3 separate regions of the Mus musculus genome follow, and regions 2 and 3 are each linked to region 1. Evidence: chromatin loops called from intact Hi-C (ENCODE). Cell type or tissue: heart. All regions are shown on one strand. Links, peaks and the distances in the headings refer to the core of each region. The heading gives the core; the rest is flanking DNA. Region 1 holds the start of Emc2 (ER membrane protein complex subunit 2). Region 2 overlaps Emc2 (ER membrane protein complex subunit 2). Region 3 holds the start of Eif3e (eukaryotic translation initiation factor 3, subunit E).

The links. Peaks named below come from ENCODE experiments on the same cell type or tissue, not always from the same donor. Only the 100,000 strongest peaks of a DNase experiment are listed, where the experiment ranks them.
Region 2: it touches region 1 in a loop (2.4-fold over the local background); 4 of 42 quality-filtered maps call a loop at or near these places.
Region 3: it touches region 1 in a loop (3-fold over the local background); 19 of 42 quality-filtered maps call a loop at or near these places.

What each region holds. Positions count from the first base shown.
Region 1 is chr15:43,472,400-43,482,986 of GRCm38, reverse strand. It overlaps Emc2 (ER membrane protein complex subunit 2), which reads right to left and starts at 5,758. Exons shown (of 11, transcript NM_025736.2): 1 at 5,662-5,758. The coding sequence starts at 5,701. Gm10373 (predicted gene 10373) reads left to right here and starts at 5,951. Exons shown (of 3, transcript NR_046064.1): 1 at 5,951-6,019. In heart, for the core only: no CTCF peak of the experiment used is centred there; a DNase peak (open chromatin) is centred at 5,806; H3K4me3 peaks cover 1,352 bases; H3K27ac peaks cover 708 bases.
Region 2 is chr15:43,526,870-43,537,456 of GRCm38, reverse strand. Emc2 (ER membrane protein complex subunit 2) reads right to left here. Exons shown (of 11, transcript NM_025736.2): 11 at 9,680-10,060. The coding sequence ends at 9,974. Among named protein-coding and RNA genes, the nearest start is that of Gm41316, 29 kb to the right of the region's middle. In heart, for the core only: a CTCF peak has its summit at 5,276 (motif pointing right); no DNase peak of the experiment used is centred there.
Region 3 is chr15:43,278,263-43,288,849 of GRCm38, reverse strand. It overlaps Eif3e (eukaryotic translation initiation factor 3, subunit E), which reads left to right and starts at 6,114. Exons shown (of 13, transcript NM_008388.2): 1 at 6,114-6,247; 2 at 10,428-10,542. The coding sequence starts at 6,158. In heart, for the core only: no CTCF peak of the experiment used is centred there; a DNase peak (open chromatin) is centred at 6,089; H3K4me3 peaks cover 2,151 bases; H3K27ac peaks cover 1,500 bases.

The DNA.
Region 1 (10,587 bases), core at 1,647-9,646:
AGTCTGGAGAACTAAGATCTGAAAATCTTAGTTCATAAGATTTTATAAGGTTTATAATAATAAAAACCAAAACCAAAGTATTTTAAAAGCATGTTTAATCTGATTCCTTTTACACAATATTACAGGATAAATGTTTGCGATTTTTCAAGTTAATTAAAAACTTAACTAAACTAGAACTCCCAAGACCTTAAGTGGCAAACAGGCCTGTGGAAGGCAGTCAGTGCTCTCACAAGATGTAAAAGGCTCTGTCTTCTCTGCTCTATGCCATTAGTTGTCTATTCCTTGCTAGACACTAGATCTGCCAGGACCTGCCTCTCCACTTCCTATCCTCTAGAACCATATGAAAACAATGTATGATTTAAGACATCCACTGTAGTATATTTGTCTATTAGCCTGAATTAAGACAGATAGCTAAGGTACAATTAAGTATCTACCTTAGAACATACATCTTTCTTATTTTCATCTGCACACACAGATCAAGATTGGAAATGCAATACTCAAACATCTGCTCTTCAAATCTCAACACTAACATTTTCTACCTGGATATTCGCTGAGTCAATCACTTTGCATTTCAACATTCTCATCTACCAAGTGAAGATAAAAAATAATACTCGTATAATTTGGCTACTGTAGTGAGCATTATTGTGTGTGCTGAAAACAGAAAATTTTGTTCGTTTGTATGCATGTTGCTGCTTTGATGATTCTCCCTCAATCAGCCTCTATTCAATAATAACCCCAAACACTATTAATCTTGTTCTAACTACACTATCTTTGGCTTGCTCTTCACTTTGCATTTATAGCAGAAAATTTAAATTTGAGTCAAGAAACTACCACCTTATGGCCAAAATTTGTAGCCAATTGTTTTGCAAGCCAACTTTTATTAGAACATATGTTTAGGGAGGTTTTGTTTTTCTGTGCTGTAATGTTACAGGAAGAGCCAATACAAGCCAAATAATACACAAAGCTGCTGACATTTAGAACATTTAGATAGAAATACTTACTATCAGGTTCTTCTTTATTAAAAGAAAACATGCCGATGCTTGGCTCTAGGCACTAAGAAGCAGAATGACAAGGGATGTAGCTGGAGAACTAGTATTAAATCAACTGCCTCATCAACCTGAAAGTGGTGATTTGGGACTTATCACTGAACATTTCTACCACTTTGGTTATTAAATACACAGGATTAGAAGCTTTAACGGGCTCTTGTGAAACTTAAATACAGCAAAACCGAGAGCCCAGGTTTGGACAGTGGTGTGGTTTGGACTTTTCTTTTACTTCTAAGTCGATTTAAATTACTAGCCCTTGTGAATTCCTCATAGGCACTGCTACAGTCTTTCAGCCAACTTCATACATACACTGCCCCCATTTATGTAGTGTGAGTTTAGGACTCCTACTATCGAGTAATTTATAGGAAGCATTCTAGTAAACATCAAACACTACAAAAGGCTAGGCTACCTTAAGTAAGCAAAATAAGGGGAAACCTCTGGCTAGAAAGAAAATTTGGGGAGCATCCCTCCCTTGAGTATACTTCTTTTTAAAGCTGTTCCCCAAAGCCAGCATGCTCTTCAAATCCAAGCTCATTTTATTGTATACTTTAAAGGTAAGCTACTAATCACTCTCTGTATGCTATTAACTTCTGTCTTTGTACTAGGGGTAATAGCAATAGGAGAGGTTACAAATGGGCTATCCTGTTTATTTTTCCCTAAGGACTAGGTCTCACTGTGCTAAGACACCTGAACCTCAAGAAATGAGGAAATAGCCTGCTTCCTACTCTTGTTTCTTTTGTACAAAACTCCTTTCTCCATGTATTTCCAACATTCCAATATAAATACTCAAAGACCATTTACAGATTCACTTATATGAATCAGTATATACCTTCTAACAATTATTCATAGTCCCAAAATTTGGATCACCAAATTAGTGATAATGAAATTGCCATGGCTCTTAATGGATGAGGTGGGTACTAAATTTGAAGGCAACATGTAAGTTATTACAATGCATAGAAACTTCAGTAGAAGTGTTCTTCCAGCTATGTATGGCAGTGCACTAGTGAGATGCGAAGTCAATCTAATGTGTTCCAGCACTTGGCAGCAAATGGATGCAGAGAACCCATCAAAAGAACAGTGTGAAAAAAATGAAGTAAACCTAGAAATCGCTATTCAGAAACAAAAACAAGGGGCAGGGGGGAAAGACAATTCACCTGATACAGTGCTTACTGCAGAAGGATAGATAAAGACCTTAGTTCCAATCCCTAGAACCACTGCAAAAACCTGGACATGGAGACACTCTCCCTTAGTTTTAAGAACACAGAGAAGTGGATCCTGGAGACCCACGGGCCAATCAGTCCAGCCAATGAGTGAGTTCAAGATATAGTGGGAAAAACTGTTTTGTAAAATTAGGTAGAAATCAATAGACAAACACCTGGCAGGAACTTACGACATCTACATACATACACACACATACATACAAAAAGATAAAAAAAAATCAAAATCTTACAAAGAGGGAGTTATTTGTAATGGTAAGCATAACAGATATATAAAATATAAACATTTGAACTGGCACAAGGTTTTCCTAGCACCTTAAAGAAAAAGTAAGATACAGAAACCAAACTGTTGATACTTATACAATGCAGTGCCTATACCTCAATCTCAGAGAAAATCACAAAAATGTGGCCGAAAAGTTGAGAGTCAGCAAACCATAATGTCAGCTATGAGACTATGTCTTCTAGATATGAGAGGGAAACTGCATCCATGAACTGTCAAAATTGTGGCTTCTTAAGGTATGAAGTAAAAAGGGAGGAATACAAACAAAATTTTCTACAGTATTTTAAAAACTCATTTCACATCTATTATGCTAGGCTCTGCACAAGGCACCCTATCCAGCCATGCCTAAATATATATTCTCAAGAAACTTGACTACTTTCCTTACAAGTCTAAATTCTAAATATTCTACTTAACAAATGTTTTCAACTGGCTTACGAAATGAACATTTTATTTGTTTATATCATCTATTTGAGACTTAAAAGAGTGTTAAACTTACTAAAGTCTTTTATATGCATTCCTATTACAAAAATTACAGGGTCTGGAGAGATGCTCAGTGGTTAAGAGCTCTTGTTGGGTAAGAGTCCATGTTTTGCAACCATAAGATCCTGAGTTGAATCCCTTGCAAAACATAAAGAGCCCTGCTTGGCTCTAACCCCAGCACTAGGAAAGAGGTCAGGGGAGGAGATATTGCTCACTGGCGTTTGCAGTCTTCTAGCCTGGCTTCAGGTTTAGTGATAAACCCCGCCTCAAATAAAGAGTGTACAGCAAGATATATAACTCCCTCTCCTGGCATCTTTGTGCCTATGCACACCCACACTCTCATGTATGACATGTAACAAACACCACACAAAGAGACATATATATGCACACACACAGACACCCCACACATACACACTCTATTGTGTTCTTTGGATCCATTTCTGATGCTAATGGAGGTCCTAAGGATACAGCTGACTCTGTCCTCCATATCCAAACAAAACTCCATCTGAGTGTCATCTCATCAACCATCCATATTCTCATAAAACAGGTTTTCAGGAAAATTAAGCCTTCATTTTACAAAATAAGGAAACTGTGTTCTAGTCACTGGGGTGCCCAGGTTCACATAAGATAGTGGCCAGAAAGCTAGAAAAAGCATGGACAACTTATTAGTGTTGGTTGTAAACACTTTGAATAATTCAGTCAATTAGTAAATAGTTTCTTCGCTGTGCCAAGCACTAGTTACATAAAAGTGAGCAAAGTAGGCCTAGTTTCTTTCATTCTAACAGAGAAAAAAATTTGAGGTAAAACAAGCAAGCAAGTGCTTCAATAGAAAGAAAGCACATAGTCCAGGAGGTTTTGTTCCATTCAGTTGCTTGAGATTTTCATTTTCGTGTTTTTTCCTCTTTACTTCTCTTGTAAATATGGTGGCAGGGGTGAGAAGATGCGTGCTTAAGGGTACTGCAACCTGTAACTTTTGAGCACGATTCTGAGAGACTAACATTTAAGAGTGAGGCTATGAGGGGAGAACTCTGTTGATGGAAAGAATCACTTGTGCCAACCACGAAGACAAGTATATGCCAATTTAGGCAATCTAGGAAAGACAAGCTGAGCCAGCTCAGAGTTGGGACAGGCAGTGGCTCCAGCTAGATGCCATCTAGAGCCAGATCATTCAGCAGAATGACATAATAATCCCAGCACTTGGGAGGCAGAGGCAGGTGGATTTCTGAGTTCAAGGCCAGCCTGGACTACAGAGTGGCAGCCAGGGCTATACAGAGAAACTCTGTCTCGAAAAACAAAAACCAAACAAACAAAAAAAACTATCAACCAACAACAAAATCTTTTCTCTCAGGTTAGAAGCTAACTGACCACTTTAAAAATAATTTCTTCTTTCATTGCTCAACAAATTACACAGCAGTCACTATTCCAAATCTAGTTATATCGCTATACCTTAGAATGCCCACAGGACAGCATGAAGCTACGCAGAATCATTTTGCTTGCCAACAGTAACATAATCTTTGTCCTTGATTTGTACACATTAACAGATTTTAAAAGCTATCCTTCACATACCTTAAAAATATCACTTTTCAACAATCTTAAGGTATTTATAACATGTTTAAAAGCATTGAAAGGAACACCTACTAACCTATCTACTTTACAGTGGAAGGGTATGTGTTGACATGAACCTTTTAAAAATGAATTGACAGGTCTGTTGTTCCATTAAACTGTAAACTCTTTGAACATTTGTCTTATATGACATAAAGAACTAGGACTTACATTTTTTATTCAATATAAAATCTTTTCCTTCTTATACTATTTGAGATTTATTTGCATTCAAACAATTCATGTAAATTTCACTCTACATGTTAAAGATCCCACAAAAGTATTCAATGGGCAAACTAGCTACTGAAGTACACTGTACTGTGCCAACTGCTGGGAATATGGACAGAAATCTCATGCTTTTAAAAACACCCATTTATTTTCTTAAGCATGACTCCCACCAACGTTTTTTGAAAGAGATAACAGCTCATACAGAACTGATCCAAGATTTAAATATTTTATTTAAAGATTCTCCACTCTTGGTCAATCAGACAGGATAAGACTATCACATGTGAACACATACCTCCAATTTAACCAGTTACAATCTCCTTCAGAAAATGAATTAGTTGGCAGAAAGTAAGTAGGAAGCTACATTGTGTGTGCTTTAAATAGGACTGGCCAAGGAAGTTAAAAGGGGAGACTTTCTAAACCCATGGAAAGTGCATGTTGAAGAAACAGATCCCATTGGACTATCTCTTCGCTTCAACACATTGATCCCGCCTCCTCGCCTCCCAGAAACCACATGCTGTGTGACAGCCGCAGCTCCGCGTCCCTCCTGCCTCCTAAACAGTAGATGACAAAACCGGTGCGCAGAGAGGCAGGTGGATCGGTGTACGGGCCAGCAATCGCGACACTGGTACGCCGCAGATTGTGGCCGGGCCCAGGAAGGAACCAGCCCCAGTGTCCACTCGGTTCGGGCAGTTCAGGGAGAGCTGCCCGACGGAGGACACAACCGGGTACGAATCTCTCCGGGGATTCTGGGTAATTCTAAACCATTTCCCAGGGCTTTGGGTCTTCCTGCACCCTCCCCGCCCAAAATTACCTTCCCAAGTCACATCGTAACGCTCAGTGACCTTCGCCATCTTCCTAGAACCCGGAGTCGGCGAGGAGAGAGGGCGGGGAGACGCAGCACTTCACCCGCGACCGGGAAGTGGCAAATGACGAAGCCAGTTTTTATTGGTCGATAGCGGGGAGTGGGCGGAATCTTCCTCTCATTTGTAAACCACTCAAGAGGAGAGAGGGCGGAGCCAGAGAGGTCTGAGTGGCCAGACTAGTGGGAAGAAGCCGGAGAGGCGGGGCCGGAGGGCGGGGCGAGGCGGGGCGGGGCCAGCGGGGAGCTGAGGGAGCTGCTGAGGAAGGAGTCTGTGACAGACAGCTGAGGCTGAGGTACTTGGGCTGAGGTAACTTTCTACTTTTACTGCAACTTTAGATAACTATCTACTTTTCCTGCGATTTTATCAAATGTAATGTCTTTAGTGTCTGCCGCTCCAGGTTTTTTTATTTTCCTTTAGCTAGACTCATTCAATTCTTTCACAGTCCTCAATGATACCTCAGCCTTAATGAAGTATCATTGACAAAAGAATATATATATATATATGTATATATATATGTATATATATATATATATACATATATATATATATATATGGTGTATAGGGTAATGATTTGAGATTATTACTACAATTAATTAACTTATCTATCTCTTCTAATAGTTACCATGTTGGAAGGTAATAGCTTTTACCAAAATATCAAATATATGATGTGATACTATTGTTGACTAAAATCTCCATATAAACAAAAAAGTTTCTCCTCAGACTAAGCAGACTTAAAAAAATATTTCATTCAAAACAATATTAAATGCTTCAGTCAAATTCATACCAATGCTCTGATAAAACGGAGCAGTGTAAATATTATCCCATACTGTTTCTTTCTCTTTTTTGCTTTTCCTCCATCCTTCTCTATTTATCTATATCTATCTATCTCTATGTCTACCTCTATCTCTCCTTTTCCTCTTTCTCTTTTCTTATACCCATTCCTCTTACTTTTCCATTTCTGAAAGCTCAAATGCAGACCTACTTTAAACTTACCTCTTCATTTTAGTCTATCATTAACCAAATGTCCCACACGCCCCCCCCCATTTTTGCTTTTACTCAATTATTTAAAATCCTATGTGGGCCAATCTCCTCTACTTCCAGTATAACAGCCCAATACTTATTGCTAGTCACACTGCAGTTGTGACCCTTTTGCCTCCCTTCCACCCATACTATCAGTATACACAGTGCCATTGACTCACCACTTCAAGAACTAATATTTAAAAAGCATCCATTTTATACTCATTTTGTATTCAGTTATTATCTACTGTTATGAAAAATGGGTTAGTTACTGAATAGTTGCAAACAGGAAATATTCAAACTCAACCCTCAGCAGCAGTCAAAAGATAGAGCCTGGTACCTGGAACACCAATCTAACATAGCACTGCACCACAGCTGACCTCCAGTCTTAAGCAACAATTTGACCCCCTAATAGTCATATCCCAGGAGATAAACCTAAGAAGCATGAAAATTTAAGACAACTTGATACCGCCAAAAATTACCAACCTCATTCAAATGGCCTCCAGCAAAAATGATTAACATAGAAGTTCATATACAGAATTTTAAAAATCATTTTAAATATGGCACAACAACTCACAATGGACTCAAGAATTATCACAGAGAATACAGACAGCAAAATGAAATAAGGAAGTTCATGTATGTTGTTGAAATAATTTAATAAGGAGATAAAATACTGGAAAAAATAAAACCAGAATGATAATGGAAGTAAAAAAAAAAATAGGTCGGACTCCAAAAAAACAAATAACCCCATTAAAAAATGGGGCTCAGAGCTAAACAAAGAATTCTTACCTGAGGAATACCGAATGGCTGAGAAGCACCTGAAAAAAATGTTCAGCATCCTTAGTCATCAGGGAAAAGCAAATCAAAACAACCCTGAGATTCCACCTCACACCAGTCAGAATGGCTAAGATCAAAAATTCAAGTGACAGCAGATGCTGGCAAGAATGTGAAGAAAGAGGAACATTCCTCCATTGTTGGTGGGATTGCAAGCTTGTACAACCACTCTGGAAATCAGTCTGGCGGTTCCTCAGAAAATTGGACATAGTACTACTGGAGGATCCCGCAATACCTCTCCTGGGCATATATCCAAAGGATGTTCCAACTGATAAGAAGGACACATGCTCCACTGTGTTCATAGCAGCCTTATTTATAATAGCCAGAAGCTGGAAAGAACCCAGATATCCCTCAACAGAGGAATGGATACAGAAAATGTGGTACATTTACACAATGGAGTACTACTCAGCTATTAAAAAGAATGAATTTATGAAATTCCTAGGCAAATGGATGGACCTGGAGGGCATCATCCTGAGTGAGGTAACCTAATCACAAAAGAACTCAAATGATATGCACTCACTGATAAATGGATATTAGCCCAGAAACTTAGAATACCCAAGATACAAGATACAATCTGCAAAACACATGAAATTCAAGAACGAAGACCAAAGCGTGGACACTTTGCCCCTTCTTAGAATTGGGAACAAAATGCCCATGGAAGGAGTTACAGAGACAAAGTTTGGAGCTGAGATGAAAGGATGGACCATCTAGAGACTGCCATATCCGGGGATTTATCCCATAATCAGCCACCAAACACTGACACCATTGCATACACTAGCAAGATTTTGCTGAAAGGACCCAGATATAGCTGTCTCTTGTGAGACTATGCCGGGGCCTAGCAAACACAGAAGTGGATGCTCACAGTCAGCTATTGGATGGATCACAGGGCCCCCAATGGAGGAGCTAGAGAAATACCCAAAGAGCTAAAGGGGTCTGTAACTCTATAGGTGGAACAACAATATGAACTAACCAGTACCCCCCAGAGCTCATGCCTCTAGCTGCATATGTATCAGAAGATGGCCTAGTTGGCCATCATTGGAAAGAGAGACCCATTGGTCTTGAAAACTTTATATGCCTCAGTACAGGGGAACTCCAGGGCCAAGAAGTGGGAGTGGGTGAGTAGGGGAGTGGGGAGTGGAGGAGGGTCTGGGGGACTTTTGGGATAGCATTTGAAATGTAAATGAAGAAAATACCTAATTAAAAAAATAAATTATAAAAAAAGAAAAGGTGACCATGAAAATAAAAGTAGCAAAACACTACTAAGCATTCCAAAAAATAGGTCAAGTAAAAAGTTAAGTGGACATCCTCACCAACTGAATGGATGGTATTGGAGATAAAATATCATGTATGAAGAGGTGAAAACAAAAATGATGTATGAGTCAGTCAAGGTCAATGATTTTTTGAATGTATGAACAGAAGATGTCAAAAACTATGGCAATACCTACATATTCTAAATATCCAAGAAGAAATTTTTCATGCAAATGCCATAAAATGACATCATGGAAGATATTTTCTCAAATATAGTGAAAGGAAGCCTATCTAGACACAAGACGCATATAGAACAGCAAAGAAGCAGAACAAGAAGAGAAACTCTTCATTTATATTATATTTAAAACCCTAAATCTACAGAACAGAGAGAGTGTACTGAAAATGCAAAGAAGAGCCAAGTCACATAGAGAGGCAGGCCAGTCAGAAAAGCTTCTGACTTTTTCTTTTCAATCCATTAACTCAAGAAGGACTAATATCTCTCAAACTTTGAAAGATTATTACTGCACACCCTCTCTAATATACCCAGCAAATGTCTGCCATAATTCATGGTGAAATAAAAACTATGATAAAAAGCAAGCAAAAGGAATTATTATTGACCACTAAAGTAGCCCAACAGAGAATATTGGAATAAATACTTCAGTCTGAAAAAAAAAAAGATGAACACAATAAAGAGGTTAAATAAGGGAAAAAATGCTGCAAATGTTTCATCACTCATTAAAGAGAAGAAAGAGAAATTCTCAAACACGAAAAGATTAATAAAATGACAGGGAACAATATATACCTTTCAATAAAAACTAAAATTCAGTGACCTAAATCACACATCAAAAAAGACAGACTAGCTGACTATTTAGAAGACAGAATCTTTCCTTTTGCTGCTTCAAGAAACATGTTTATCACTAAATATAAACACTATCCTAAGGTGAAAAAATTTCAAAAAAAAAAAAGGAACTGAAAGCAAATAGAACCAAGAAACAAACAAGTGTTCCTATTCTAATGTCTACAAAACCAAATACTGTCAAATGACAAAAAGAGGGTGCCTTAGTCAGTGTGTTATTGCTGTGAAGAGACACTATGATCATAGCAACTCTTATAAAATAAAACATGTATTTGGGGATTGGTTACAATTTCAGAGTTTTAGTATATTATCATTATGGTTAGGGGCTATGGTGGCATACAGGCAGACATGATGCTGAAAGCAGCTGAAAGTTTTACATCCAGAACCAGAGGAAGCAGGAAGAGAGAACCAATGGTCATGGCTTGGGCTGTTGAAACCTCAGAACCCACTCCCAGTAACACACTTCTTCCAATAACTACCCTAACAATGCCACACCTCCTAATCCCTCTCAAGCAGTGCAATCATTAAAATTTGGGACATGACAAGAATGCCCACTCTCTCCCTATGTACTCAATATAGTACTTGAAGTTCTAGCTAGAGCAATAAGACAACAAAAGAGGATCAAGGAGATACAAATTGGTTAGGAAGAAGTCAAGGTATCACTATGCACAGATGATTTAATACTATATATAAACGACCTCCAAAATTCTACCAGAGAAGTTCTGCAGCTAATAAACAACTTCAGCAAAGTGGCTAAATACAAAATTAACTCAAAGAAATCAATAGCCCTCATCTGCACAAATGATAAATGGGCTGAGGAAGAAATTAGGGAAACAACATCCTTCATGATCATCACAAATAATATAAGCCATCTTATTGTAACTAAGGATTTCCACTACATCACAAGGACACATGCTCC
Region 2 (10,587 bases), core at 914-8,913, 55 kb before region 1:
CAAATGAGCAGAGATAAATATTTTAATGAATGAGCATGATTATTTAAAATAAAAAAATAGAAATAGAAGACAATAGTAAAATTTAAACCAATTAATTCTCCTCCATAAAACTATGGTCAGTAAATCATTTTTCTAAGATAAGGGAAAAAAATGTAAGAATTGATGTCACTTTTGAAATCATGTATTTTATCTTTAAAAGAAAGCTTGTCACATACTTAACACTCTCTTTAGATTTTCTTTAGCTGTTATAGTCTATAACAAAAATCCCCAGTGGTTTTAGTTGTATATTTCCAAAGTAGTAGTAATAAAGATACTGTCACAGAGCTGGGTGTGGTGGCACACTTGGGAGGCAGAGGCAGGCAGATTTCTGAGTTTGAGGCCAGCCTGGTCTACAGAGTGAGTTCCAGGACAGTCAGGGCTGCACAGAGAAACTCTGTCTCGAAAAAAAAAAAAAACCAAACAAACAAACAAAAAAAAACAAACAAAACAAACAAACAAAAAAACTGCCCCACAGGTACTTTATAGTAGATGGAAATTACAGATATCTCTTATATGTTTTAAAGTATATTGGAATTTCCTGTTCTACTATACAAATTCTGGGTCTTAACCTCGCTCCTAGCAAGAAAGACATAAAACCTATCACTTTAAAATGTTTTGTTTTCTCCTCCTTATAAATGGGGCATGTCATGCAGTGGTGGGACATGCTGGGAAGGTGGCATATACTTTTAATCCTAGCACTTGGGAGGCAGAGGTTCACAACCAGTCTGGTCTACATAGCAAATTCCAGCCAGGTCAGACAGGACTACATGGAGAAAACCTGTCTTTAAAAATAAATAAATAAATAAGAAAAGCATAACTCTTCCCACATGGGATCACAAAATTTCCCAACCCTTAGTTTCATTATCGTTTGAAGGTGCTGCATAAGCATTCAGTTATGAGATGCTGGACTTTCACTCTTACATTGACATCTTGGAAAGTTGATTAGTGATTTAAAAAAAAAAAAAGAAGAATTTTCTTTCTTATTGACTATCTTTCATACTAAAAGAAAGCTCCTTGAGGGCAAAATCTAAGAATGAGATCATTATCTGTGGCTCCATTTTCCACTTCTTACCTTGTGGTGTCCAGGTACTGCTGCATACCAGGTAGGAAAGAATGGCAGGCAGTCTAAAATGGATGGGTTGGCAGGATCCAGGTCTGGCAGGGGATGTAGCAAGGAGAAGGCCTTCTCCTAGGATTTTAGTATTACAGGCGCTTATACCGGCTCTTATACCGTATTCAACGAAGCGGCTCTTTTAGCTGAGGGTCAGTGAAACAGCTTATGCACATGCACTTTATTCAGGTTGAATCAAGACAAAAGGAAACTTAGAGAGAGGGAAGGGATTCTTCTTTGGCTGAGTTTCATTGGCTGAGGCTTAAGGTTCTGGGGATATTTCATTTCCATGGAGAGACGTTCCTCAGGTCGAAGATTGAGGGTCAAACTCCACAGGTCGTGGAGAAGATGAAGACCCTCTAAGAAAAGGGAGTATTCCATTTTCCGCCAAGCACAGGAAAGCTGTCTGGACCTGGTAGACTACAACCTCAGTAGCAAGGTGCAACAATGATATCACTATCACCCCTTTTACACATATGTACCACCATATCTGTGACATGAAACATTGTAAGTTCATGTTGAATCAAATGCTGTCTCTAATACTGCAAACATTGAAATTTTTAAAAATCTACAAAATTACAATGAAAATAATGTATATACCTAAGCATTAATTCTTTATATTAAGGACCCATATTAAAGTGTTTCTATAGTCTTGATTGCTCTTGGGATGCCTGATGATAGTCTGATGATGATCAAACAGGGCTATGTAGTAGACAAAGCCAAACTTGTAAAACTGGATTGAACAATATATGGTAAATCTAAAACAAAATTTATTTTTAAGAAAAAATCGCAGACTCTAATAAATTAACTGTCATTTCCTATCTTGGTTCTTTCATTATAACTGAAAGCTGAATTTTTAAGATAGTTTATTTAGATTTTCAGTTGCAGTTGGGTGATATAGCAACACGCGTGTAATCCCAGCCCTTGGGAAGCTGAGGGAAAAGGATCGAGCATTCAAAGTTAGGTTTGGTGATAGGGAAACCCTGCCTTAAAAATCTGAAAAAGGTTCCCCTTGTTTAAAGTAAATGATGCATTATATGATATTGATGATTCCTCTTCAATAAGCAAACAAAATTCAGAATTTCCATATGGACTAATTCCCCATATTAAAATTCCAATTAAAAGCCAGTGCCCTGTCAACTGACAGAGTACAGTGTTCTTGATCTCCTGGGTTTTTATATTATTAGAAAAGCCTGCCTCATGTATAGAACAAGGGAACACGACTGCAGCTACATTTTGTGTTCTTGGAATGAATCAATGCAAGTAACGAGAAGCTTCAGTTTCATTGCCCAGAAGTCAAGTTTAATATGCTTTCTTTCCCCTTCTCTTCAACTGGCTGAAATACAAGTTCCACTGCAAATGCAACAACCAGCAAACACAGATGCCATCATAAATATATTTTGTGCCAAGCAGAAAACTCTGCACTGACGAACAACAGAGCTCCCCATGGCAACTGCAAGAGACTCTGGGTACCATAAAGCCATAAGGCAATATTATAAATAAAATGTATATATCCTTTAGAACTAAAACATAAATTTGGGTTTAAAGGGTTTTTTTGTTTTGTTTTGTTTTGTTTTAAAGCCACTGACATTTACTATAACTTAGTGGATAATTTTTCTGTCTGGTTCATATTCTTAGCAGATTGGGAAATTTCATAAATCTTTCACTCTGAATTTCTGCAAAATGTAAGCTGCTGTCAAGGAGTTCCTGCTGGGCTCTAAGCAAAATTTGTCATAATCAATTAAAAATAAACCTAGCCTATAACTTTCAAATGTTGCTATTTAAATTCACAGACTGATAACCTCAGTTTGAGTGTTGAGAAGCTTAGCACTTCTTTGCTACTCCTTGTGGACATCAGTTGGCATGGAGACAAAATATGAGGTCAGCACACTTTCCTAAGCATTCTCTTTAGGACAAGTATATGCCTGAGGAGAAGGGAAACTGAAAGGAGACATTCTTACTGGGAGCTTTTGCATTTGTTGGTAGAAGACATAGATAGAGACCACCAGAGAACGAAAGCGCTGCTTCAGCAAGCAACCTGAACTCAGTGTGGCCCATCTTGTAAGCAGTATCATCTGCCCTCAAACATTCCAATCGTGAAGTAAAAAAACTGCGGCTCTTACAAGTGCCATTTGTAAGAACTATGAGGAATAGGGATTTTTTTTTTTTTCAAAGATAGAACTGAGGATTTTGGTAGTTGTAAGTAGCTCAGGATTCAAATTTTAAAGTTTTTTTATCGATGTTGATGAAATCTCTATCACAATCTCTAGTATATATTAATGCTTTTCTCTCTCTCTCTCTCTCTCTCTCTCCCTCTCTCTCTCTCTCTCTCTCTCTCGCACTGTCCAGTTAGTTGAACAGCCTAGAGAACTCAACATCGTAAGCAACAGTATCTTCATTAAAAACCTTTATTTTAGTGGTGAATTGTTAATCTGTTCTGAGGTCCTAGTGGTGATCACACTTCTAACACTGTTAGAGTTTTCTGGATTCACAAATGAAAGACACACATTCAACCTTTATATTTTGATACGCCATGACCAGCTCAATGGTTGGGTGCTTCCAAACCTCTCCTCAGCTAGCACACACTCACCTCTGGTATTTCTCAGTTAACACTTTCTAAACCTGTTTTGTACCTTTCCTGCCCTGTTTTCCCTCTGGGCAGCCCTCCCATGGGGCTGCCTTCCTTCTGCACCTCCACTGCTGGACGATTCTCTTCAGAAGCTCCGAAATCTCATCAGGTTCAGTGTCATGGCACTTCTCTTCCTTCTCTCTTCTGCATTTCTTGCCCAGGAATCCTAAAAGTCCTTCTACTTTTTTTACCCTGCCCAGCCATTGGCCTTTGGCTCTTCATTGATTAATCAAAAACCAATTGAGGATAGGGACCCTTAGCATCTGGAGATGCAGATTCCTGTGTGATTTGGGGAGCTGAATTAAGACAAAGCATTAGAACCAATTCTCAACACTTCATCCCTATGAATAAATCTTAAAACCAGCCCTCCTTAGGTTTTGACGTTTTGTTCCAGGGCATGTCTGCCTGCATATTGGTTACTCTTCTCATTGCTATGACAAAAGAAAATTCAAAGAAGGGTTGTTTTAATTTTTTTTTATGTTCATGCTTTAGAAATGAATACAGTCTATCACAGCAAAGGCATGCCAGCAGGAACATGAGGTAACACTGCCTAAATGATTATGAAGCAGAGGGTGGTGAGCAAGGGATCCTGTCTATGGAATCTCAAGTCTTGCCCCAAGACAAGCACTTCCTCCAGGTTCCAAGTGCTCCCCTCTACAGGTTCCAAGAACTTGTAAAGCAGCAGCAGCATCGACTGGCCACCAAGTGTTCAAACACATGAGCCTATGGTACTATTCCAGATTTAAACCACAAGACTACTTGAAAAGCCACAGGGATCAAATCAAAGGGTTTTAAATTTACATTTGTATTAACATTTGAAAATGTTTCCTACTGGAATACAGGCTAATGTGCATCCAAAATGCAAATTTCCATCATCAGACAATATTCAATGACTAGGACCTCAATTAATACAATTACACTTATAAACTCAATGAACACACCAAGGATAAATGACGCTGCCCTTGTTAGACATACACATAAGTATTGATTTATTCACATTATTTAACTAATAATCATATATTCAAATTAATCCTAAGGCTTTAAAACTTGTAACTCTTGAACTTAATTTCTTATTTACTACAAGTTGGCATGTTAAGTGAATTGCTGAATTGGGATAATCAAATAAGAAAAACATCCATCAAATATATAACAACTTTAGGAAAGTCTGATGTCAAAAAGCTAGAGCACATATATAACAATGTTCCACAATTATTTTAACCTCTGGATTGATTTGAATAAATCATGACCACATTTTGTAGTTTAAAATAACATCAACTGCCCCTAAATGGACTTCCTTGTCTGTCCTCAGTGGGAGAAGATGGGACAAGTCCTGCCGTGACTTGATGTGCAGGGGCTTCTCCAGAGAGAAGGGGAAGTTGGAATGAGGAGAGATCAAGGGCTGATAGGGGGTTGTAAAGTGAATAAATAAATTTTAAAATAATAAAAAAATAATACCAACCTAGCCTGCGGGTTCTAGAATTTAAAAAAGGTAAACACTAGGTGGCGTACTTCTACAGGCTTGTGAAATAGTATAGAACTTAACATGAAAGCTTTGTTATTTCAAACCAATAATTACTAAATTATGAATTTTAACTAATCAACTAAAATTGATATTTTTAACATATCAACTATAGATATAATGCTATTAATGCTACAAAATATGCTGTAGAATAGTCAATATTTCCTTGTGGGAAGCTAAAGAATATGATCAAGAATGTGAAGTCTATAGCTTCCTACCTCAAAATGAAAACAAATATTTTGTTGAACACCTTTTACTGATTTCTTTAACCTTTAAAACAGTTTTCTTTCTAATCTTTATAATAATGTTTTTTTGTGTGTGCAGGAATTGGAGTCATATGGAATATACATCATTAATTACTCTATTTCAAAATTATTCTACATGTTCACAAAACATATTTTTGGACAACCAGGTGGCTTGTTAGACACACTAACTGAGCTCCTGACACTGGAGGGTGTGTTTGCTACCCACAATCTTGATTATTACTGGTGATCAATCGTTTGTTTGTTACCATGTAGAAGGTACTATTTGGAGTTCTTTTTAAGTTCTTTTTAGAAAGATGTGTGTGTGTGTGTGTGTACATACACGCATAATATATATGTATCTTCAACATTTTCTCACTACCCTGATTCCCCTCATTAATATTTTAATTACAAAAATGATAGGCATCTGTATTCCAGTAGTTTGTTTTAAGTCACTGAGGGGTTACCAAACAATGGGGCTGTATTTTCTCTGGTCCTCTCTGACCTACGAAGAATGACAGTTAGGCCAGGAAACTGAAATTAGATCCAAAACCAGTTGTCATTTGAGCTGAACATTTGAAAGCAGTGGTTCCTTCTTAGCACTCTGGAGACCTTCACTTTGACTGCCAATTGCTGTGGACAGCCAAAGCTACAAGGGGTCTCAGAAGATGTGGCACACTCACCCTTCCATGTAATTCATAACCCATTTGCCTAAGAGGTACTCGAAAATAAATTCAAGTCACAAAGGACACTCAATACTTTATCCCACATTTGATGGGCAGTTCTTAAAATTTCTAATTCATTCTGTTATATAATTTTTTTACTGTTACTGTATAAGCTTCCCTAATAGTGACTTCCTTGCTAAAGGAAGTTCACCAAAGTTACACAGTAACTTGATAGAAGTAGAGAATTTTCTCACATATCTAAACATCTTAAAAATGAATTTTGTAAACTGGAGAGATGTTTCTGCAGTTAAGAATACTGTTCGTTCTTTGAGAGGACCAGAGTTTGATACACAGCACCCAAATGGCTCATAACCATCAGTATCTCCAGCTCCAGACAATCTGATGCCTTCTTCAGGCTTCGATATGTAGTGCACAGACAATAAGGCAGGTGAAACATCCATATACATAAGATTTTTAAAATGAATTTTAAATTCTTACAGTTTTTATATTCTTGTGAACAATAGAGATGCAAATATCATACTGGAATTCACTCATTTTTTAATGAAGGTTACTTCTAATTTAGTTTTTGAGAGATATCCAAATTTACTATAAGCTGTACAAGAACAATGGCTAAGGAACTCTGTATTCTTGCTTTCTGCTGTGCTATTTTGTGTGGAGCAGCAGTATTGCATACTATAATACAAAGCATGTATCTTCCCTACATTATGGTGATGATAATATTTTGTTGCAAAAAACCCCTGCAATTATGAATGTATATGGATGTGTACCTATAGACCTACAGGAAAATATTTACATATGAATATCAATAGGCTACTTTATAAATGTCTAATGTTTCTCATGATATTGAGGGCACTTAACATAAATAGAAATAATTAACCTTAACTTCTGAGAAATTAAAGTGATAGTTACTTAAAAGTGATAAACTATTCTTAAATTAAAAAGAAAAAAAATACTCCAAAATATAAAATACATGGGGTAAAAGGTTTGTGGTAAAAAGAAGTTTGAGTTAAAAATAAAAGAAAAAAGATGCAAAGCGAAAAGAGAAAAATATAATACAATAAACACTAACATAAAAAAAGGTTAAGCAGCAAAGAATGAAACATACAGATCTCCACAGCAACAAGTCTCCATTGTCCACCAACTTAGTATAACAATGGGTTTCCAATTTCAGTGGCTCTCAGGATTACCTTTCAAAAACACAAAATGCTAGAATTAGTAGGGCGTAGCTCACTTGATAAAGCATTTGCCTAAGTGTGGGTTCAAGGTCAAGGCCCTGGATTTGATCCCACCCAATTCCTCCAAATAAAAGCACATGCTGTTTTGTTAACTATCTGTAACTGTTCCAGAGTACTTTTAAAAGTTGCTCCAACACATTGTTTCAAACAGTACTTTCGAAAATCAAATGTCCATCCAGCTATGGGTCTGTTTCTTGGTTATCCTTTCCTGCCTGCCGATCCGATCTTCATACTGACCACTCCAAGAGTCCTGCTCACTGCAGCCTTCTATCTTAGTACCTAGCAGCACCATCCCTCAATTTTCTTGTCTTCAAGTGCTAATGCCCCTCTCTGGCGATGCCTTTTCACACACTGCAGAATCATCTTTTGACCTACAATAAATGGAGAATCCTGACAGAAATTACGTTAATTCTATAGAACCACTTTGAGAAAACAACTGTTAAAATGTTAAAGCCTTTAATCCCGAAAAAATGATTTTTTATATACATTTTATTAGCATGAGTCATATTCATCAAAAAATTTCTCTTTTGCTTAGCAAAAAACAAACAAAAACCCAAAACCTTACTGACCTTACTGAATTAATGTATGAATCCGGTATATTTTGGACGCTACCTTAAACTTTTTCTGTGGACAATCTTTTTAGTGGGAAGGAGATGTAATTCTTTCTTCCTTTTCAGTTTACAAGCCTTTTATTTCCTTTTTCTATGCAATTATGTGGCATAAATGAAGAAAATTTGTCTTTGCTCAGTATCTTACTGAGAATGTATGTAGTTTTTCTGCCGTTAAGTTGCTGTTGATTCTGCTCATCAAGTAAGGAAAGTTTTCTTTTGTTTCTGAGGCTTTATTCTGAATCATAAATGGAAACTGAAGTTTGCCAAATGCTTTTTCTACATAGATCTAGAGTTTTTCTATTATGATAAAATATATTTATTTTCAAATATTTAGCCTCACATTTCTGACACAGCTTCTACTCATGTCCTGTATCTGTCACAGAAAGGAAATTCTGTCATTGTCTAAACAAAACAGCTCACTGTAAATAAAGAAGAAATAGAAATTATCTGTGTACTTATATTAAAATTTATAAATTACTACTATTAGCAACAAACTTAGGCAGGAAGTTATTTTAAAAATACCTTTGAACAATCAAAGGAAACCGCAGGGAGCAGCCACAGGAAGAACTAACTTTCTTACTACACAAATACAACTTCAGAGATACATTCATATCTAGCAAGGGAGAAAAGGTGCAGGCACGAGGTTATTTATGTTTCATAATGCTGATAATATAAATGTTTCATAATGCTGGAGATGCAGTAAGTAGGTTTGTATACATAAAACGTATATCTTTATGCTAACAGATCGGTGGTGAAAAAGTATCTTCACATGGGCAGCATTAGCTCACAGAAGACTACAAATTTCTGTTCATTGCTCATGAACTTATAAAATGAAAATACCTATAACATGTAAGATTAAACACCAAAAACAATTTTCTGGTACAAAGAATTATTTAAACGGTTAAAAGTAGCTGATAATGAAAGTAGTTGTCAATATTTTCTGTAACCCCTACTCATAGTTGGAGAATAAACAGCCCTGTATAGACAGCTGCCTGGTGCTTAGCACTCAAATCTTTTCTAACCTATGGAGACAAGCAAAGTGCTGTTGAAGGCAGAGTACTGGCTATGCACTACTCAAAGAAACAGACAAGAAATTGTAGTAAAGAGATGACTATATATAAGAACAGTAATAATATTTTAAAAAATAGTTTAGATTTTTCCTTTCCCCTGAAAACTAAGGAGATCCCAGTGGTTACAATATCCTTGATATTTTTATGATTCTAAATATATTATATGTAATTCACAATTAAAAGCTTTAATAACCATAATGTGTAAAAGGGTTAATTCTAAATGTTTAGCCCATTATTGCCTTTGAGGCATTTTATGGATAAAAATGTCTACATCAAACAAAACCTTCACAGAGCTATCATCAATTTTAAAGAATGTTATAATTTATGTAAAATTTATTATTAGAACAATTTGAAAGAATAAAAACCTCAACAGCCCACTGAAATGTACAACAAAATCCAGCCTGACACTGTAAAATACTCAAAATAATTTGTTTCTGCAAGCTATATATTTGTATGTTTCTCCTCACCAACGAGAAGAACTTAGCTGACAAATGAGCTCTACAACAACACACGAATTCCAATAAAACAAAAGAAACTAGAATTTTCATACATGAGTTTAATAAACCATGGTTTATTTAATAAGGTGTAGGGGTGATATACGAGGATGGATATACAATCAATAGGTCTTAAATCTCTGTCCCATGGATTACCTCCATCTCCCTGCTTCCTAGCAGTACAAGGCAAGCTGAGGTTTAGTTAAACATTCTTTATAACAACCTCTTCAGAGAAAATTAGAATACAAATAGCACTAGATATTTAGTAAATTCAGTCACAGGCCAAAAAGTTCAACTGTGTAGTTTGAAATCTAACGTCAAATGGGTTCCTGAAACCTCAAGACTGAGTGATCTGCAATGTCTCCAACATGTCTTCAACTGCCTTAAGAGAGTATTTGGTTTCCTTCTTACTTCGACCTGCAAACTAATTAAAAAGGAAAAACAGTTCAGTTAGGTAGGTTCAATTTCATTGCAAAGTTTAAACATCACACCTCATCTTCATATTGTGCAAGAAAATATTATTTATCATTCCTGTGAAATCACATGTACTTTACAGTCTGAGCGAACTCTGAGTTTCATGGATATTTGCAATAGGGTTTCATCTTCAGTTGAAGTGTACAAATATTTCACTACATACTTGGGTAGTTTAAGCTGATTTTAATTAGCATGATAACCTATAAAAGTTTAGATTGAATTTTAAAACTACCCTAGGTTCAGACTCCAAAACATTTATGAGGAACTGAATAACTTAGATGAAATTTAAACACACACATAGAGAGAAATAGAGTTGATATTTACTTGTCTAACCTGTAAATGGATGTTTGGAATTTAAAACGAGGTGCACTATACATGCAAATATCTTAATTAAACATTTAAAAGTAAAAATGTACAGACTTTGACATTATTTAAAATAGGTCACATTTTTCAAACTTCAGATTTGTTACTTCGCTG
Region 3 (10,587 bases), core at 1,554-9,553, 190 kb after region 1:
ATCACCATGCCTGACCTAAAGCTGTACTACAGAGCAATTGTGATAAAAACTGCATGGTACTGGTATAGTGACAGACAAGTAGACCAATGGAATAGAATTGAAGACCCAGAAATGAACCCACACACCTATGGTCACTTGATCTTTGACAAGGGAGCTAAAACCATCCAGTGGAAAAAAGACAGCATTTTCAACAAATGGTGCTGGCACAACTGGTTGTTATCATGTAGAAGAATTCGAATCGATCCATTCCTATCTCCTTGTACTAAGGTCAAATCCAAGTGGATCAAGGAACTTCACATAAAACCAGAGACACTGAAACTTATAGAGGAGAAAGTAGGGAAAAGCCTCGAAGATATGGGTACAGGGGAAAAATTCCTGAATAGAACAGCAATGGCTTGTGCTGTAAGATCGAGAATCGATAAATGGGACCTCATAAAATTGCAAAGCTTCTGCAAGGCAAAAGACACCGTCAATAAGACAAAAAGGCAACCAACAGATTGGGAAAGGATATTTACCTATCCCAAATCGGATAGGGGACTAATATCCAATATATATAAAGAACTCAAGAAGGTGGACTCCAGAAAATCGAATAACCCCATTAAAAAATGGGGCTCTGAGCTGAACAAAGAATTCTCACCTGAGGAATACCGAATGGCAGAGAAGCACCTGAAAAAAATGTTCAACATCCTTAATCATCAGGGAAATGCAAATCAAAACAACCCTGAGATTCCATCTCACACCAGTCAGAATGGCTAAGATCAAAAATTCAGGGGACAGCAGATGCTGGCGAGGATGTGGAGAAAGAGGAACACTCCTCCATTGTTGGTGGGATTGCAAGCTTGTACAACCACTCTGGAAATCAGTCTGTTGGTTCCTCAGAAAATTGGACATAGTACTACCGGAGGATCCTGCAATACCTCTCCTGGGCATATATCCAGAAGATGTCCCAACCGGTAAGAAGGACACATGCTCCACTATGTTCATAGCAGCCTTATTTATAATAGCCAGAAGCTGGAAAGAACCCAGATGCCCCTCAACAGAGGAATGGATACAGAAAATGTGGTACATTTACACAATGGAATACTACTTAGCTATTAAAAAATGAATTTATGAAATTCCTAGGCAAATGGATGGACCTGGAGGGTATCATCCTGAGTGAGGTAACCCAATCACAATGGAACTCGCACAATATGTACTCACTGATAAGTGGATATTAGCCCAGAAACTTTGGATACACAAGATATAAGATACAATTTGTTAAACTCATGAAACTCATGAAGAACGAAGACCAAAGTGTGGACACTTTGCCCCTTCCTAGAAATGGGAACAAAACACCCATGGAAGGAGTTACAGAGACAAAATTTGGAGCTGTGACGAAAGGATGGACCGTCTAGTGATTGCCATATCCAGGGATCCATCCCATAATCAGCTTCCAAACCCTGACACCATTGCATACACTAGCAAGATTTTGCTGAAAGGACCCTGATATAGCTAACTCATGTGAGGCTATGCCGGGTCCTAGCAAACACAGAGTGGATGCTCACAGTCAGCTAGTGGATGGGTCACACGGCCCCCAATGGAAGAGCTAGAGAAAGTACCCAAGGAGCTAAGGGGAACTGCAACACTATAGGTGGAACAACAATATGAACCTACCAGTACCCCGGAGCTCTTGTCTCTAGCTGCATATGTATCAAAAGATGGCCTAATCAGCCATCACTGGAAAGAGAGGCCCTTTGAACTTACAAACTTTATATGCCCCAGTACAGGGGAACGCCAGGGCCAAAAAGGGGGATTGGGAGGGTAGGGGATCGGGGGGGGGTGAGTATGGGGGACTTTTGGGATAGCATTGGAAATGTAAACAAGGAAAATACCTAATAAAAAAAATTTTTAAAAAAAATGGGGCTCACAGCTAAACAAAGAATTCTCACCTGAGGAATACTGAATGGCAGCATCCTTAATCATAAGAGAAATGCAAATCAAAACAACCCTGAGATCCACCTCACACCAGTCAGAATGGCTAAGATCAAAAATTCAGGTGACAGCAGATGCTGGTGAGGATGTGGAGAAAGAAGAACACTCCTCCATTGTTGTTGGGATTGCAAGCTTGTACAACCATTCTGGAAGTCCGTCTGGCGGTTCCTCAGAAAATGGGACATTGTACTACTGGAGAATCCCGCAATACCTCTCCCGGGCATATATCCAGAAGATGTTCCAACTGGTAAGAAGGACACATGCTCCATTATGTTCAGTGCAGCCTTATTTATAATAGCCAGAAGCTGGAAAGGACCCAGATGCCCCTCAACAGAGGAATGCATACAGAAAATGTGGTACATTTATACAATGGAGTACTACTTAGCTATTAAAAAGAATGAATTTATGAAATTCCTAGGCAAATGGATGGACCTGGAGGGCACCATCCTGAGTGAGGTAACCCAATCATAAAAGAACTCACACAGTATGTACTCACTGATAAGTTGATATTAGCCCAGAAACTTAGAACATCCAAGATATTAGATACAATTTGCAAAACAAATGAAACTTAAGAAGAAGGAAGACCAAAGTGTGGACACTTTGCCCCTTCTCAGAATTGGGAAGAAAACACCCATGGAAGGAGTTACAGAGACAAAGTTTGGAGCTGATTCGAAAGCATGGACCATCTAGAGACTGCCATATCCGGGGATCCATCCCATAATCAGCTTCCAAATGCTGACACCATTGCATACACTAGCAAGATTTTGCTGAAAGGACCCAGATATAGCTGTCTCTTGTGAGACTATGCAGGGGCCTAGCAAACACAGAAGTGGATGCTCACTGTCAGCTATTGGATGGATCACAGGGCCCCCAATGGAGGAGCTAGAGAAAGTACCCAAGGAGCTGGGGGGATCTGCAACCCTATAGGTGGAACAACAATATGAACTACCCAGTACCCCCCAGAGCTCCCGTCTCTAGCTGCATATGTATCAGAAGTTGGCCTAGTTGGCCATCAGTTGAAAGAGAGGCCCATTGGTCGTGCAAACTTTATATGCCTCAGTACAGGGGGACACCAAGGCCAAGTAGTGGGCGTGGGTGGGTGGGGGAGCATGTGGGGGACTTTTGGGATAGCATTGGAAATGTAAATGAAATAAATACCTAATAAAAAAAAAGAATTTCTCAAAGTCTTCCATACTCTGCTACTACTTAAATTTGAACATCCCAACATCTATATGTTCAGATAAATGCTGTCAAATGTTAACTTTCCCAGGAAGCTCTTACTTTCTCAGGCAGTGAGTTATTTCCCTCTGTCAAGCCCCAGGAACACTATGCAAAGAGTATCCTCTCATGATGTTATGATGGCTTATTCTTTGCATAATGCACTCCTTTGAAACTATTCCTCGTGGGCTAGAATTAATTTTTTTCCTTTGTCCCTCAAGAGCTCAATATGGTGATCATTCAATATTCATCAATGATTCATCAAACATTCGTTAAATGTTCATTAAACATCTGGTGAGTTTGTAAGAAGCAAACTTTACACCTGACACTACCAGAGTGAGCCAGGTGAGGCTCTTCTTGTGTTTTCTCTGTAATATCTCTTTTCTGACAACACTGGAAAGAAACTATATCAATAAAATTAGCTTTTCAATATTTAGAAATTAACCTCTATATGTGTGTGTGTGTGTGTGTGTGTGTGTGTGCATTTGACTAACCAACAACAAAAATTCCAGAAGAAAAGTAACAGAGTTTCTAATTTGTCACAACTTTTATCAATCTTATAAGTCAAACCCAATTTAATTTTAAGGGACAAAGAAAAATCACTGTCTTCATGTCTTTTTCTTAAAAATTTACTAAGTGGCTATCACTGCCTATCTGATCAAATCAAGGTTTCCCAGTCCAGCTTTGAAGGCCTTTATAGACTCTCCACATATCACTCATCGAACCCACTAGCTGTCATCGAACCACACAACTGTCAGAATTAATCTTCCTGAAATATAGGACTATTTTCTTTCATACTCAAAAATGCTTTAAGGCTCCTCAGGACTTAAGATAAATTTCTAAGTGTTCACAAATATATTTGTCTCTTGTCCTTTTTTATTTTTCCTGGGACCGCAGCCTCTCCTATAGACACTGGTGTTCAGCTAAGTTTCCAAGTTCGTTTCCTCAGGTTACTCATTCATTTTCCTGTCTATGAGTCTCTCTGGTATGCAAGTGGTTCCTGGACCACCTTCAGTGCTCTCTTCTCTGTCTATTTTAAGATGTATCATACCCAGTCAGCCAAGCATTCTCTATCTGCAGTATTCCATTGGTAGTCTATTGGGCATCAGCCTGACTGATACTCTCTGTTCTGCTCATATTTCAATCGGCTGCTCACAATACTCTAATCTTCCCTTAGTTGTTTAGATCAGTATTACACCTAGTACTACCAGCATACAAACCCCATTCTTTTCACACTGCCTGCATCCTATATCTACTAGAAGATCTACTAGAATATCTTTCTTGTAAATATCTTCAAAGCATGTTTATATATGTTGCTGTGATCTTTCTCCTTTTGCCTTTTATGTTCACTATGAGTAGATTTTTTCATCCACAACTAATTGAAAGAGTCCATGTAAAGGTCATCAATAGGATAGGATGTGCCAGGAAGAAATGACCAGAGTCAAATATTAACAGGAGAAAATTGTTGTGGATAATTTAAGTAAATGTAAATAAATAAATGGCTGTGAACAATTTAAATACAAATGTAGGCTTTATTTATTGCCATGAGCTATCAGAGCTGTTTTACTTAACTAAATGCTTCTTGGATCCTCTGGTGCTTCCCTCCTTCATCCAGGTTATATTAGTTAGGGTTTTCTAGAGAGAGACTGGTTGAATGCGTGTTATGGTTTGTATACGCTCAGCCCAGGGAGTAGCACTATTAGAATCTGTGGCCCTGTTGGAGTAGGTATGTCAGTGTTAGTGTGAGCTTTAAGACCCTCATCTTAGCTGACAAGAAGCCAGTATTCTGCTAGCAGTCTTCAGATGAAGAGGTAGAACTTTCAGATCCTCCTGAACCAAACCTGCCTGGGTGCTGCCATGTTCCTGCCTTGATGATAATAGACTGAAACTCAGAACCTGTAAGCCAACCCCAATTCAATGTCCTTAATAAGAGCTGCCTTGGTCATGGTGTCTGTTTACAACAGTAAAACCCTAAGATGTGTGTGTGTGTGTGTGTCTGTGTGTGTGTGTGTGTGTGTGTAAATTGGATTTATTTGAATGGATTACAGGTTATAGTCTATTCCAAAAATGTCTGTCTCCCAATGAAAAGTCTAAGAATATAGTAGCTGTTCAATTAAGGCTGGATGTCCTAGGTGATCTTCAGTATAAGCTGGAATCCAGGAGAACTAGGTTTTAATGTCAGCGAAAGAATGAACTTGCCAGGGAGAACAAGGGCAAGCTAGCAAAGGGCTTAATCTTCTTTTTCTATACTTAGCCTGCCTAAAGGTCCAGATTAAAGGTGGATCTTCTCATCTTAGTGATATGGATTTAAGATAGGTCTTATCTTAAATAGCTTAATTAAGAAAAATCTCTCACAGATGTACCTAACTGCTTGTGATTTTGTTAGATTCCAAATGTAGTCAAGTTGACCACCATAAATAGCCATCACATATATTTCAGTGATCTAGTTTCTAGGCTTGATCATACTTGCCCCCATTTGTGTAAGGTGAATTACCTAGATTTAACCTCCCTCACCTCTCTTTCAAACACTCTTTCAGCTTAATTTTATGCATGGTTTTCAGTTCCATTAGTAAGTTACCCAGAGTTAATAGTGTATTGCTTTAGTACTGATCTTTGAGACCTAGTTGTAGTTTCAAATATGTACTCTTTCCACGTAGATGTCAGGCAGGCTATACTTCGTCTACTTATGTGTAAAACTAAACTCTTGGGTTCTTTCCTCCTTAAAACTAGCTTTTCTTTATTGGTACAAGAAGCGACAGAACTTCCAAACAAGAGAAATTATGTGCAAAGTTTGAGCCCCACCCAGAAGGCGTGGGGAGGGAGGGAGAGGCCACCACGCGCAACTGCTGCCGTTGTCATCAGCACGCTTGGGCGGGGCCACTACTGCACATGCGCAGTGCGGGGCCTGTCCGCCTCTCGGAGCTGTCAATAAAGTTTTAGCGAACAAGCGCTCCTTTCCCCCGGCAAGATGGCGGAGTACGACCTGACTACTCGCATCGCGCATTTTCTGGATCGGCACCTGGTCTTTCCGCTTCTTGAGTTTCTCTCTGTGAAAGAGGTGAGGAAGCTTTGAGAAGGAGGACGGCGTAGGGACGAGAGAGGCGCCTGGAGACGCGGGGAGGCGGCGGCAGGGCCTACACACGTGCGAGCCGGAAGCCGGCTTGGGCCGCCCTGACAGACACGGGCTGGGCCCTGGGACAGCAGCTTCCCGCGTATCGTAGCGCTGTCGGGGTGCTCGGGGCGGTGGGACTCGGCTGTGCGTCCGGAGGGGTGAGGTGACAGCGCGGGGTTCTGGCGACGCCGGGGTCTTTGCTTCCTGGCCCGAGGCTCAGGATCCTGCGGGCGGCCATGTCTGTTTTTGCCTGAAGCTGCGTTGGCTGAGCGAGTGCTTTGGGCTCGCCACGGATGCTATTGGAAATTTCAGTTTTCTTTTTAGAAATTGAGTCTATGGCCTTGGATTTGGGTTGTGTTCAGAATCCCATTACAAGATTCTCTTACATTTCAGGCATTCTAATTTCCTTGAAGTTGTGGATACTTTGCTGTGAATTTCCTGGTCATCGATAGATATTTATTTCATAGGAATGTAGCGTACTTTGTCAGATGAGAGTGAGGACCAAGAATAACCCACAAGCTGCAATGTAAACTTTGTTTTTAGTGTTGATGTTCAGACTTAACGAAGTATGATTCAGTCATAAATGTTCAATGAGATGTCCTAAGTATGTAGTTTGGGGACTTAATACGTTTCAGTCCTGAATTTAGGAGTTTGTTTGGGGGTACTGAGAAGAAGTATTGGATTAGAACTATTATGGCTAACTATATATTGGCTTTATGGAGAAATTGATGCATTTTACTAATTACAGTAAGTAAAGTGTAAGGCTAGAATTTTGTCTAGCAGAGTTAGTAAGTTGTGCTTTCTGGACACAGATTATAACAGGGAACTGCAGATTCAGGGGCAGGTATTTTGTGTTCACTGGCAGTTTTCTAAAAAGTCTAGTAAAACTGTTTTGATGACATATATACGCTTCCAGATAGCTACGGTTTATATGACAGGTATAGTATTTATATTCATAGGAAGTTTTCTAAACAAGTGTATTGTCAGCAGGGAACAGCAAAATTAATTTTCAATAAATGCTGAAGAATGTCTTGACAGGTGGGTCATGAGCTTGATGGATATATTCTTTTTGCATTGAATTTTGTAGTCTGCACACTAGAGAGAAAAAGTTCTGACTGTCTTTTGTTTCATTTTCTGAGTATATGATATATATATATATAGATAGACAGATACAGATATAGATATATACATATTGAAGTCTCTCACCTTGCTAGTGTAGCAGAGATATTTTAGATCTGCCTGAACTTAATATTTTTGTGTTTTTTAATGCATTTATGTTTTTAAGGGAAGAATGTGTAAGTGTAGATTGTTTATTCATAGGCAAGGCTATAACTGAGACTCGGGAAACATCTAAAAGAATGTTATTACCGGGGTAGTACGGTGGCTTTAATACTTCAAGAGGAAGACCGTTCCTAAATATTGAGACATAAACTATGAAAAATCCAAGCTAAATCTCCAGCATCTCACCATTGAAAAATGTAACCTTTTTATAGATTGATGTGTCTGTAAGGTAAAAATGATACATATCAGGCAAGTATTGACTAAATACTGTTAAAATTCAAGAATTTCTGTTAACCATTAGTGGGCAAAAAAAGTACTTTGAAAGGGGGAATTGAGTCTTGGAAGCTAGGTAATTAGGACAGAGGCAGTGGTCATGATGTTTGCCATTACTGATACATTTGTATATTGGAGTATAAAAGTTCCAGGAGAGAAAAACTGGTTTCTAATCTAGGTTCTCCACATGGCCTCAGCACTTGAAATAGTTCTGCATAAAGGCTTTTAATAATCATTGAATAGTTAAATGAATTATGAATTTGCATGTCACAGTTTATTGTGTGAAGTGTCAGGTTAGAGGGTGAGTGCCAAGATAAGAAGAGTGGGTTTTGAATTTGGGCATGGGTTAGGATCGTCCTCTGTCTCGATTCCTCTGCACTTCAGAGGTTTGTTTTGTTTTGTTTCTGGTTTTGTTCTTTTGTTTTTTCTATTTTAACCAGCTTCTCAGTCATTCTACCTCTCAGTGTAAGCTCTGTTCACCTGATTTGTCTGACTGTTGTGGAGGGGTTGTTTTCCCTTTGAGATAAGATCTTGCTTGCTAGGTAACCCAGGAGGGCTTTGAACTCCTTACCTGACTGTAATTTTCCCAAGGGCTGACTTTACAAAAGTATATCACCACCCCCAACTTTCTTTTTCTTCATATAAATGAAATTCACCAACAGGATTTTATACTTGTTTAATGTTTTGAACTCCAATCCCTTGATGTGACAAGCAGGCTGTCTACCACTGTGATCTATATTCCAAGCTGTTTTTAGAAACAGAGTTTCCCTGTGTAGTCCTAGCTGGTCTAGAACTCCCTACTCCAGAGGTCGTCCTGAGTATTAACAAATGTATACCAGCACCCCTGGCTTCACGAACTAATTCCTGAGTCATCTTTCCATCTGTGAAAGTCACTGGCCCTGTGACGGCAGTTATGAATACTGACCATCAGTGCTGATGGTTAATTTGTTGTAGTCTACCAGTTTGTTCATCCATTCTAGTACTAAACGACTGTGTACTGTAAAGATTTTTGGGAATTATACTTTAAATAGATGTACTCTTGTTTTAATATCTTACAAAGTTGGTGAGTCAAAGCATGTATGATGTCAGGAAATAAAAACCTTTTTTTCTTTTTTGGGGGGGAGGGTGGGTTTCAAGACAGGGTTTCTCTGTATAGCCCTGGCTGTCCTGGAACTCACTTTGTAGACCAGGCTGGCCTCGAACTCAGAAATTCGCCTGCCTCAGCCTCTGCCTCCCGAGTGCTGGGATTAAAGGCGTGAACCACCACGCCCGGCTTAAAAACCTTTTTTCTTAAATGACTGTGTTCTTGCTAGTAGGATTTGAATGTTCTGTTTAGTCTTCATTCACACTAAGACTGATACTCTCAGGTTTTTTGTTTTGTTTTTTTATCATAGTTTTTATATATACTTCCTTTTGATTAATGAGAGCTTATGTTGTTTTGTTCATTTGATTATCTTGATTTGTTAGTGACTATTAAGATGTTTTACCCATTTCAGTTGGATTGTCATTTGTTACTGTTTTGTTGGAGTTTTATATCTAATTTGGAACATTCACGTTTGAGTCTGTGTTACATGGTTGTGAATTCTTACTAGATCTTTCTTTCCTTTGCAAGATTAAACTCAGGACATGAGTCTTATTTGGCTAAGTATCTCTCAGGTTCCTAACATATCCTAAGTAGCCTTCATGTTTGTGAGTCTATATGTATAATGTATTTCCTGTGAGTTAATATGTGTTTCCAGAACCCTTTGCAAAGCAAAACCTTGTCATGAGGTTGTTGACTTACAAAATTGGTTCTAGTTTAATTTTAGAGGTACAGATGGAGAAGCATTTAAATGGTTGCAACTCTTAAATGAGACAAATATAAAGGTAAAGGAGTGGCCACATCAAGGAGTGGTGGGTAGTCATCATGGGGATGCAAAGGATAGTAAGGAGGTAAAATATTTAAGAGCCTATTCCTAATTACCTGGGTGTGGAGAAGAAGAGAAGGTGTGGATACTTTTGTGTATTGCATATCTTTCCTAGAACAAGTAAAAGATTGCTTGATAAAACAATAATTGAGATCAGAAGTAAATGGGAATGACATTGATTTTCAAATATTTGTGTAGACAGGATATTTTGTGTAAATTGAGTGCTTCCTATATTGGTTTCTTTTCTTTTACAGTGTGTGTGTGTGTGTGTCTGTGTCTGTGTCTGTCTGTGTCTGTATATGGACAAACTCACGCAGGTGATCCTGGGTGGTGAATCAATGCCTTTATATACATATACACTACACCAGTGTTCTTCTACTGACCTGTATATCTAGCCCTATGACGCTTTCTTTAAGTAAAAATGGTGGGTGGGGGGCCCTAGGGTGCATTGGTTAGCACAGCACATGCATGGAGGTCAGAGAACAAAGGAGCACTTTGTGAGGTCATTTCTCTTCATTTTTGTGTGGCATTCAGGGATTGAAACCTGTTCTCCTGACTTCCCAACACATACACAGACACATACTTTTTCAAAATAGTTTCGTGAAGTATGGTTTTTAAATAAACTGAAGAATTTAAATATTCATTAAGTTTTTTTTTTCTTGCAGATTTATAATGAAAAAGAATTATTACAAGGAAAATTAGATCTTCTTAGTGATACCAATATGGTGGATTTTGCTATGGATGTTTACAAAAACCTTTATTCTGATGATATCCCTCATGGTAAGTTTGTTTTTCATTTTTTATTGGTTATTTTATTTATTGATA